2 separate regions of the Homo sapiens genome follow, and region 1 is linked to region 2. Evidence: read pairs that join two places in POLR2A ChIA-PET (ENCODE). Cell type or tissue: OCI-LY7. All regions are shown on one strand. Each heading gives the region's core, and the rest is flanking DNA. Links, peaks and the distances in the headings are about the cores only.

The links. Peaks named below come from ENCODE experiments on the same cell type or tissue, not always from the same donor. Only the 100,000 strongest peaks of a DNase experiment are listed, where the experiment ranks them.
Region 1: POLR2A ChIA-PET joins it to region 2 with 5 read pairs; 2 of 35 experiments call an interaction of 5 or more read pairs at or near these places.

What each region holds. Positions count from the first base shown.
Region 1 is chr12:14,571,921-14,577,304 of GRCh38, forward strand. The region is part of intron 2 of PLBD1-AS1 (PLBD1 antisense RNA 1); the gene reads left to right. Among named protein-coding and RNA genes, the nearest start is that of PLBD1, 6.7 kb to the left of the region's middle. In OCI-LY7, for the core only: a CTCF peak has its summit at 663; DNase peaks (open chromatin) are centred at 701 and 5,201; H3K4me3 peaks cover 1,032 bases; H3K27ac peaks cover 2,356 bases.
Region 2 is chr12:14,502,666-14,508,049 of GRCh38, forward strand. ATF7IP (activating transcription factor 7 interacting protein) reads left to right here. Exons shown (of 15, transcript NM_018179.5): 15 at 1-265. PLBD1 (phospholipase B domain containing 1) reads right to left here. Exons shown (of 11, transcript NM_024829.6): 9 at 4,268-4,453; 10 at 3,497-3,603; 11 at 996-1,289. The coding sequence ends at 1,107. Among named protein-coding and RNA genes, the nearest start is that of PLBD1-AS2, 25 kb to the right of the region's middle. RefSeq lists an enhancer at 2,817-4,016. In OCI-LY7, for the core only: no CTCF peak of the experiment used is centred there; no DNase peak of the experiment used is centred there.

The sequences.
Region 1 (5,384 bases), core at 230-5,229, 69 kb after region 2:
GGATTACAGGTGTGAGTCCAACCAGTAAAAATTTTTAAATACCAGATTTAAGGTTGCGCAATTTCATTTGGACCAAATCCTTAGTGTCCTTTGCCTTCTTTATGTCCTTACCATTTTTCCTTAAGGATGACCTTAGCTTCGGGGGCTTATGTATTGACTTGGTACTAAATAAGGGACATTTACTCTGTGAGTCATACTCTTGGCTTAGTGGCCTCCACTAAGATATAGCTTTTTTTCTCATTCGGTCTGCAGGAATTGTAGTGCATAGGCATCTGCTGTTGGTATCTGCAGCTTTACCTTGACCTCGGATTTAGATTTCCAGATACTCTGTGTATTAGTTAATGTAATGCTAGCTATGATGACAGATAAACTCCAAAAGTTCATTGGATTAATGCAACAAAAGTTTATTGGTGTCTTGTATGCCAGTCCAGTGTGGGAGTTCTTAATCAGTAAGTGGCTTTCCTCCATGTAGAAATTTAAGAACCCACCTATCTTTCATCTTGTGGCTCTGTCATTCTCTAAGGCAGAAGTTCCCATGCTTTCTTGGTTTATAGTGCCCGTAGAGTGTCAGTAATATATTTTTAGGGCTGCAGACCAAAAGAAATACCTAACAGTTCTTTTTACTAAGTAGTTAGAGCCACACAATGCAATAGTAGTCATTTGCTCAGTATCCTACAGATGGTGCTACATGTCCCTCAAACATTTAAAGTATCCCAGAGAGCTCCGTTGATTGATTATAGTGTATTGTGCTACTACTGTTTCCCATGAGTATTTACTATATTCTCAGGTACACTCTGTGCATTCACTGTGGTTGCCAAACTGTGTGCGGGAACCATAATGCTATGGAGTCTTGTCTTCTGGCGATGGGAAGAGAAAAGCACCCCTCACCCCTGCTTCTTCTTTTTTTGTTTTTATTTATATATATATATATATTTTGAGATGGAGTCTCACTCTGTCGCCCAGGCTGGAATGCAGTGGTCCTATCTCGGCTCACTGCAATCTCCGATTCCCGGGTTCAAGCGATTCTCCTGCCTCAGCCTCCCTAGTAGCTGGGTAGCTGGGACTACAGGTATGCACCACGATGCCTGGCTAATTTTTGTTTTTAGTAGAGATCAGGTTTTCTCATGTTGGCCAGGCTGGTCTAGAACTCCTGACCTCAGGTGATCCACCCACCTCGGCCTCTCAAAGTGCTGGGATTACAGGCATGAGCCATCATGCTTGGCTGCACCCCTGCTTCTTAATAACTTCTGCTTACCTTCCATTGGCAGAGCTAGACATATTGCCCTATCTTTATGCTAACAAGACTGGGAAATGCAGCCTCTACCTGGGATGTCATTGCTCGGTATGGAAGTAAGAGCGCGCATTTCTGGTAGGCAGCCAGCTGTTTCTGACACACTTGGCAACCTCTTCATCCTGACTTGGATACTCTTGGGTCGTTTGGCTCATTCTCAAACCCCTCTGAGCCCTGCGGGAGTGGCAATAGGGCCTGAAAGCTAGTCTGATCTAGTGTGCATCAATTAATGAGCCAGCCATTGGGTTCATCTCCCCAAACATCTCCCTCAGTTATTGCTACTTTACAACTCAGGTGCCATGTGGGATTATATGGGTCCTATTCAAGGCTTGCAATTTTATGGGTATGTTCTGGAAAGTTTAAACATGTCTGCTCTGGTAATTAGAGACCTACTTTGAGTTTCTATTAGCAAACATTTCCACACTCTGCCTCACCCATCAAACAGATGACTCCCCCGCTAACGAGGAGGACAGTCCTAGACCCTTCACATCGACCCATTATGTATTTATCTCATCAGCTCTTCAAACTTTTTACTTCTGTGGGCAGGAACGAATTCAACATTAACATATATTGTTATTCTAATTTATTGTTCTTTAGTATATCATATGCTCTTCTGTTTCAGTCTGTTTTTCCATTTTCCAAGTTTTGATATTTCAAAACATTTTTCTCTTTCAGATTCATAGATCTTATGTTTTCATGGCTTTGAAGACTATTGTCTCTGTACACACAAGGTCTCAGAAAGCCACAGAGTTTACCCTTTGGTCTTCTGATATTTTTGTTTTTTCCTCCCTTAAGCAATAAGCCTTTGCCTTTTGGAATAAATATAGCTGTGAAAGATTTACTAGGTTAAATAAGAATTTCTCAAAAGAAAAATATGTAGAGTAAACCGGGTGTGGTGGCTCACGCCTATAATCTCAGCACTTTGGGAGACCAAGGTGGGTGGATCACTCAGTCAGGAGATTGAGACCAGCCTGGCCAATATGATGAAACCCTGTCTCTACTAAAAATACAAAAATTAGCCGGGCGTGGTGGTGAGCACCTGTAGTCCCAGCTACTTGGGAGGCTGAGGTAGGAGAATTGCTTGAACCCAGGAGGCGGGGGTTGCAGTGAGCCGAGATTGCATCACTGCACTCTAGCCTGGGTGACAGAGTGAGACTCCATCTTAAAAAAAAAAGAAAAGAAAAGAAAAGAAAAATATGTAGAATAATATTTTAGACTACCATCTAACTACAATTATGAACATTTACTTATGTAATTGATTTTTCTTTTCTATTTTTTCCTCCATTATTGCGTGTAGGTTGTGTTGGTGGTTAAATTTACTCTTTGGGATTTAGGGCCAGGCAGCATGGCTCATGCCTGTAATCCCAGAACTTTGGGAGGCCAAGGTGGGAGGATGATTTTTGCTCAGGAGTTCGAGACCAGCCTGGGCCCTGTAGTGAGACCCTGTCTCTATTAAAAAAAAATGTATATTTATATGTATATGGAAAAATAAGCTTACCATTTGGTCCATCAGTATCAGAATACTGAGTCTACGTTGCTGCAGAATCAAAGAAAAAACGAACATTTTTCATAAATCCCAGGTTTGGGCTCAATGCCTATGGAGCTTGTCTTGACCACTTATAACCGTCTGTCCTGTCTGTCTGTCCTCTCATCTATGCACTTGCCTGTCCTTTATACATGCTGCTGGCCTGTGAGTGTCTTGTAAATTGGGTACAACAGGAGGGGCTGCCATTGGTCAGTGATTATAAGGCTGTTATAGCATGTCTTGGCTTTAGGACCATGGTTTTAGGGGTGAGATTTGAATCAGGAATGGATTGACTACAGCAGGAGAGGTAGAGGTTAAGAAAGAAATTGCTGTACAAGCTGAATACTGATTAAGCAGTTTATTGTTACTATTATTTTTCTAGAGACAACAAAGTTATGAACTTTTTATCCTACTGGTAGGCTTTTCTTTCCCATCCTTACCTTCAAAGAGGCTGAAAAAGGCACTTCTGAATACTTTTAGGGCCAAGAGCATTTTCTGCATTGCTTGAGGGATGCAATTTTTACTTAATTGTTCCTTTTTCATTATTTCCCTAAACCTTTTCCTCTAGCTCTTTCCTAAATTGTGTGGCTGCATTCTTGAGTAGCTGCCACCAACTTCCTCTATTTACATTTCTTCTCCCAGGTTTACGATCTTAGTATCTTCTCTTCATTCTACAGAAAAAAAGTACAAATGCCAAATACAAACAGTTAACTAGACATAATCCTTTCTTAGTGGTATTGAGCCTTGACTGTAGATGTGAAACACTCCTATATTAAATATCCACAGCTCTTCTTTCAGGTTGTAGGAAAGGATTTAAGCCTTAATGGTACTGGCATAACAATGACTAAATGAAAAGTGCCTGATAAATATTTGATGAGTCTGGCTGCTACTGATTAATGAAGACAGTAAGAAGAACAATTGTAGGCAGTCAATTCTTGAAAAGTGGCTAGAAATTAACATTTAAATATAACCCAGGGTTGGCTGGGCTTAGTGGTTCATGCCTGTAATGCCAGTACTTTGGGAGGCTCAGGCAGAAGGATCACTTGAGGCCAGGAGTTCAAGATGAGACTGGGCAACATAGCAAGATCCATCTCTACGCACACACACACACACACACAAAAAAAAAAAAAAAAAAAAAGATTGGCTAGGTGAGGTGACACATGACCTAGTTCCATCTACTCAAAAGGCTGAGGTGAGGTGAGAGGATCCCTTGAGCTCAGGAGTTTTAGGCTGCAGTGAGCTATGAGTGTGCCATTGCACTCCAGCCTGGGCAACAGAACCAGACCCTGTCTCTAAATAAATAAATAAAACCCAGGCTCAAAACTCCAGAATTTGTTTCTAGGAAAAGATCACATTTCAGCCTGGACAGACACCTCCTGGATACAGGAAATTGAGTTAGAAACTGTGCATATCAATCTTCTCTACAACTGTCCTCTGAGGAGTTCTGAGGAGCAGTGCCAAAAGACATTTGAATACTCTCTCTGTTGAGAAACACACTGTCTACCAACTCTTTTAATTTTAAGATGAATGATCAGAAACAAGAATGAACATGACATGGAATCGTTGAAAGATATCGCAGAATGAGAAAAAGGGGGCATGTCTTGAAATCTTGGATTTGTAATCTTGGTAGATTTCTAAAACTACCAATTTAAGGAAATGAAATAATATTTTAGAAAATGTTTTGACATCTTCCACAGAGTATGAACAAACATGGCCTGCAAGAGCAAAACATCTGTAAAGAAAAACAGGATATAAGGAAAATGCATGAGATGAAAAGGGAAGATGAGTAGAATAAGAAAGTGTTGATAGAAAATTGAAAATTTAATAGTGGAAATTAACGTTTCCATTGGAGACAATAGTAAAATGGAGAAACTGACAGTGTTAAAAAATTGAAATTGCTAACTCAATTTCAAGGACAAATTGATAAAGCTCTCCAAGAAGAAGGAGGAAAGATAAAAAGATTAAAATGAAAAGGAAGATAAAGGTAAGAGACACAAAAGACTGCAGAATTCAAGCAAAAACTGAGATGTTTCTGACCATGCAATCAAACTAATTAGAATAGAATCACGGATGAAAACACTATCAAGAAAACTTTTCTGAGGTGAAAAAGAGATCTAAGTGTTTCTCCTGATATGATGTGATGGAAGAGGCACAAATCATGAGGATAAAATCTGACTGGGCTGACTCAAGGGTACATGACATGCATAGTCAAACAGGGCCCCAGCTTTAAAGGGGCCCACATTTGATTTAATGCTCTGCTGTCACTGTCTTTAAATTCTTACCCAGGATGGAGTGCAATGGCACAGTCACGGCTCACCACAGCCTCGACCTCCCAGGTGATCCTCCCATCTCAGCCTGTCAGCTCGCTGGGATTACAAGTGTGTGCCATCACGCCTGACTAATTTAAAAATTAGCCAGGCATGATGGCACACACCTGGGTGCGTGGGCGACAGAGCAAGACTCCGTCTCAAGAAAAAAAAAGAAAAGAAAGGATTACTTTGATATACTTCAATTGATTGACAAGTCAAAATTAAGACCCGAAGAATAGAGAAGTCATAATGTAAAATT
Region 2 (5,384 bases), core at 219-5,218:
CTAATTTTTCTTTATTGCAATTGAAAGTGTAAATAATAAGACAATGTAAGTAAGACCTTCCTAATGTCTAATACAAACTGGGCTCCAGCAAGTGGCCCTATTTTTATTAGGGTTTTGAAGGTTTGTGTGTGTGTGTGCGTGCGTGTGTGTGTTTTTCTTTTTTAAATGTATAGTAGAGTGGTGTCTGTATAAGTGTTACCTGTAGTGGGGTTTTGTCCAGCAAGCCTGAAATTTATACTTTGAAATAAAACTACTGGGTTTTTAACATTCTGAGTACTCTGATTAATTCTGGTTATTCACCCTTGTGGCTTTTTTTCTTTCTTTCTTTTTTAAGAATCTTCCACCTTGTTTAGAATCACCCATTACATACTGTATGGTATGGCTTATTTAATCTACTTGGCAATTCCATGGCACTCAGATCACATGTAACTCTCCAGTTTCGAAAGAAAGTTGCTATGCAGGGTTGCTGCCAGATTGTATAGGTGCTTTTAGCTTATAGGAGGCAACAGTAAGCTTTACTGTATTGTATGCCTAACCTACATCACAAAAAGACTCAACTTATGCCTGTTAATGACCAGAAAAATCACTAACTACAATCACCAACTACTACTAGAGGTTCCTTTGAAAACGAAGCTCCAGCATCCCCTAGGGTTTTGTCATTAGGCATATTCATCCAGGGAAAGGGGAAAGAGCATAGGAGGAGTACAGATTCTTATGGGCGAGGCCTGGAAGTGGCACTCGTCTCAGGTTCCAATGGCTAGAATTGTCATGTGGCACAACTATCTGAGGGACACTGGGAGATGTGGTCTGTGTGAGCAGGCGTGAAAGGAGAACATGAATTCTGGTGAATGAAGGAGCTGTTTCTTCCATACCCTCTTGTGTATTAGCATGTATGCCGAAGCTTAGTGTTATTTATATATATATGTAACATTTCTTCTACAGTGCTCTACCTTATAGTGAGTGCTTACTGTAAAAACAACAAAGTCAGTGGGAAATGAAAGTGACAAATTAATATATTTTATTGCATAATTCTGATGGGAAAAACATAGCTAAAATAGTGCCTTTGGTATCTTATTTACAGTCTTCTAGTCCGTCATCTCCCTCCTTCATTTTATATCAAGTTTCAAAATTGGTTTCATGGTAATAAAATCAAAGTTGTAGACCTCTGGCATGCCCTGATGTAGAGTTTTGTTGAAACGGTCCCAGCGAAAAACAGGGAGGCCACCTTGTACTGTGGGACCACTTATGGCATAGGATGTGTACTGAGATGCTAGGTAGATATCTGCCACCTGGAAAGAGGGAGGAGGAGGACATTTTAGAAAATCATCGTTCAGCAAAAAATTAAATCCATGGCCTTCCCCACTCTCCCACTACCAAAGTCACAATATTAGCTTTTTTTTTGAGTCGGAGTTTCGCTCTTGTTGCCCAGACTGGAGTACAGTGGCACAATCTCAGCTCATTGCAACCTCTGCCTCCCAGGTTCAAGCAATTCTCCTGCCTCAGCCTCCCAAGTAGCTAGGATTACGTGGATGGGCCACCACACCCAGGTAATTTTTATATTTTTAGTAGAGATGGGGTTTTGCCTTGTTGGCCAAACTGGTCTCGAACTCCTGATCTCAGGTGATCCGCCCGCCTCAGCCTCCCAAAGTGCTGGGATTACAGGCATGAGCCACCGCGCCAGGCCGCCTTCTTTAAAACAAAATTTTCTTGCCATTTTTCACATTGTCTTTATATGATACAGTCTTCTGTATACATTTGGCTTAAATGTCAGTTGACTAGAAGTGTGTGAAATGAACAATGTAGCCAAAAGTGAGATATGAAGTCAGATTACTCATATTCAGAATTCTAGCTCCAAAGCTTATTTAAAAATCACTTAACCCCTCTATGAATCAGTGTTCTCCTTTGTAAAATGGGCTGATAACCCTACTTCATAGAGTTGGCATGAGGATTAATGCAAGCAATGCTCAAAGTAATGCCTAGAATAGATGAAGTTCTTAGAAAAAGTTGTTATTAATCAGGGTGGTAACAAGAGTCTGAAAGTAGATAGAGCTCACTGTCAAAAATTGAGGGCCGTGGTTCTCAAAAACACCTAACAACTGGCTAGCAGTGGGTCTTAATCTTAGAGGGGAAAGAGAATCTCTTCTTCTTTTCCCCATATTCAAAATGACTCTAAAGAGATAAATTACATTTTTAAAGAATATCCTTCAACAGAAACTTTCTGATAAGAACAATTGCAGGCCTCTGTCTCCAGAAGTGAGATTTGGTAGAGGGAAGCTTGGCTTGAGTTCTCCCAGGCAAGGCAGCAGAGGTGATTTTCTTTGTGTATTCTGTGATAGATACAAACTTCACACATTGACTGAATGTTTGCAAATGCCATTTTAAAAAAGGAATACAAAAACATTCATTGGGGTTTCATCTGTGCCAGCTTCTCTACGTCTACCTTTTTTTTTTTTTTTTTTAATGTTAACATTGAGAGTCATTACGGCTAAAGCTTTGCCTTCATCACATAGCTAAAAAGAAGGTTGAGCTGGAACTTAGGATACTTTAAAGCATTTCCTGTTTAGGTATTAGGCTGATAGAGAATCATGTGCAACTGGGGTCAGCATTCCTATAATTTTTTGAGCCAAAGACAGAATACACACTTTACCCTGACAGGTTTCTTCCAGAATTTAGGACAGCTGATGAAATGAAAAGACACACACCCAAGCCAAGAGTGCAAAAGGATGTAGTAGCATGATTCCACCAACCAAATGCCTCATACCCTCAGACGTCCCAAATCCAGTGGTGAGCAGGTAAATTTTTAACAACAATCTTTCTTTGTGAGGAAAAAAGTTCCTGATTTCCATAATGTAAATACTTTCACTGACTGGTTTGAAGCCATCAACACGTCAACTAACAATTGGTTCCTGCATGTCTATAAGCTGGCTTTAGCACACCACTGCAAACCTACTTATTACTTATATTTTCAGATACATTACAGCACTTATCAATTCTAACATTGTGAAAAACTGCTGTGCTTTAGGCATCTTGTCCAAACTTGCTCCTTCAGCTAAATTTGACTCATGTTTAACATGGAATCGCACTGCTTGAATAATATGTTCTTTGGACTTTGGGCCAGTCTGGTAAAACATAAGACAACAATAACATCATTATGGTTGTATACATTTACAAATAACTCACTAAGTGCTGTTGTAAACATTTTACAGAGATTAAAGCCTTATTCTTCAGAACAACATATGAGGTAAGTACTGTTATATCCATTTTACAGATGAGGAAACAGAAACATGACGGAATTATGTGATTTACTACTAAATGGCAGAGCAGGGACTTGAAGTTAGATAATAGGACCTACCACCAGAATCTCTGAAAAAGCTGATTCCTGGGTTGAGTTTATGGTTAGCGACATCGCTTCCTGCCATAAAAACCTGTGCAACTTTGCCTTTGGAGAGGCCTGTGTGCTGGTGGGAATTAAATTCAAAAGCCAATAGCATGTTACCTTTGTGTCATAACAACCTCCAGGACTTGGGTTAGGTGAGTTCAGGTCCTCACGGCAGCAGATGGTATTACAGGGGTCACCTCTACTGTAAGGATCCTTCTTATAATCTAGGAAACAGAAATGGGGAAGAGAGTGATTATTGGCTATTTGGAGACACACTTCTCCACAGTAAGGTTTTGAGGCCTGTTAAAGCCTAGATAATCAGAGAGTGTACTCCCACAGGCCTCCTCAGCCCAGTCTGCTTCCAGATAGAGACATCTCCCTTGGCTTGTGAGGAAGGAGTAAGTCCTTGGCCCCAGGCCCAGCCTGCCCTCAAGAACCTTACACAGTGAAAAATGGATGGGAAAGAGAACCAGATAAACGTCCATCAGCTGTTTCCAACAAAATAAATACAAATTTGACTTTGATGCTGTTCATACAAAAAAAATGAGGTATTTATGAACAATGTTTTGTTTTATTAGCTGCTGTTATCCTTGGAAGGAAACTTGTGTTTGGAGAAAAATTTTAAAGGACCCTCTATGAGTTATTTCTTCTGTGTTTTACAGATGATTTTTTTTTTTTCAATTAAAAAATGTATAGACTCTTCTCTTTCATTTTATAAAGGAGGCCAAAGCTCTATTTATTGAGTATAAAATGTACAATATTAGTTAAATACTTAAATAACTTCTTATAATTCCTTCTAGTACAGAGATGATAAACTTACATGGATTCTGTATCCATAGGGAAGAAAAGGAGTTTTGAAGAATGATTCTTGAGAAATATGCTACGTACTGTTGTATCGCATGATATATTTCATGGATGCCGTATCAGTCACTTTCCCTTGGTCACGCCGGAAAATTTTGGCTCGTGGAGCTAAATCATAAGAGTAGTCCAAGCCCAGCTTCTGAACTAACAGTGGATAGCCACTCCAGTTGTAGATTTTTTCATGGAAAGGAACATTGTAGGAGGGCCAATATCCTGATTTGGAATGGAAGGGAAGTAAGGGAGGGATTGACAGGGAAGGAGACAGAAAAGGAGAGAGAGCAAAAGAAATGTTATCCATGTTCATTTATTTTGAAAATGGGCACAGGCATTTAATTACAAAATAATGTACAGAAAATAAAGCTTTGCATGTGAACCCTGGCAGCCAAACAGCCTTTTAAATTTCCTAAATCAGCACAGCTCTAGGTTATTTCATTAGGGGAAGAAGAGCATCAGAATTCTCTGGTTTTCACCCAAAATTCTTAATCTCTAAGCCAAAAAACAACCATATTCTCTATAGAGCAAAATAAAGTATAATGCAAGGTGGTCTGGGGAGCTCATCTAAGTGGATTTAGTTACTGAAATGCCAAGAAATGGTTGTTCACAGTGTGGCCCTATAAAGGAAGATGTCAAATGGTAATCATGAAGTAGTGGAAGAACATAGCACTGGGAATAGAAAGCCTGAATTCTAGGCTCAGGGCTTAAGAATCAGGTCTTAGGCAGGCAACTTCATTTGTTTTGTTTCTGTTTCTTTTTTTTTGAAAGACGTCAATGGGGAGGGAGAGGAGAAGTCCATAATGTAAGGGGATTGGGGATGATCTTTTAGGTTACATTAGGCTTTTAATTCCTTTGACTCTAAACATTTATAAAGGCTCAGCTTCATTCAAAGCTTCATAGTGTGTGAAGGCCACATAGCCTACTAGTCACTGAGCACCAAATATGTGACACAGCTCTCTCTTGTAAAAGCAGAATTTCAGAAACATCCTGGATGACACTGGCCTGGGTTACTGCCTACAGAACAGTCAAGGAATGTCTCCACCATGCAGGGTTCTCTCCCACCTCCACATTCTCTCCTGGCCCTTTTCTGCCTTTCTCCTTTGTATTGTTGTACAGGACCTCCTCTTTAGGGGTGAGGTTACTGAGACAA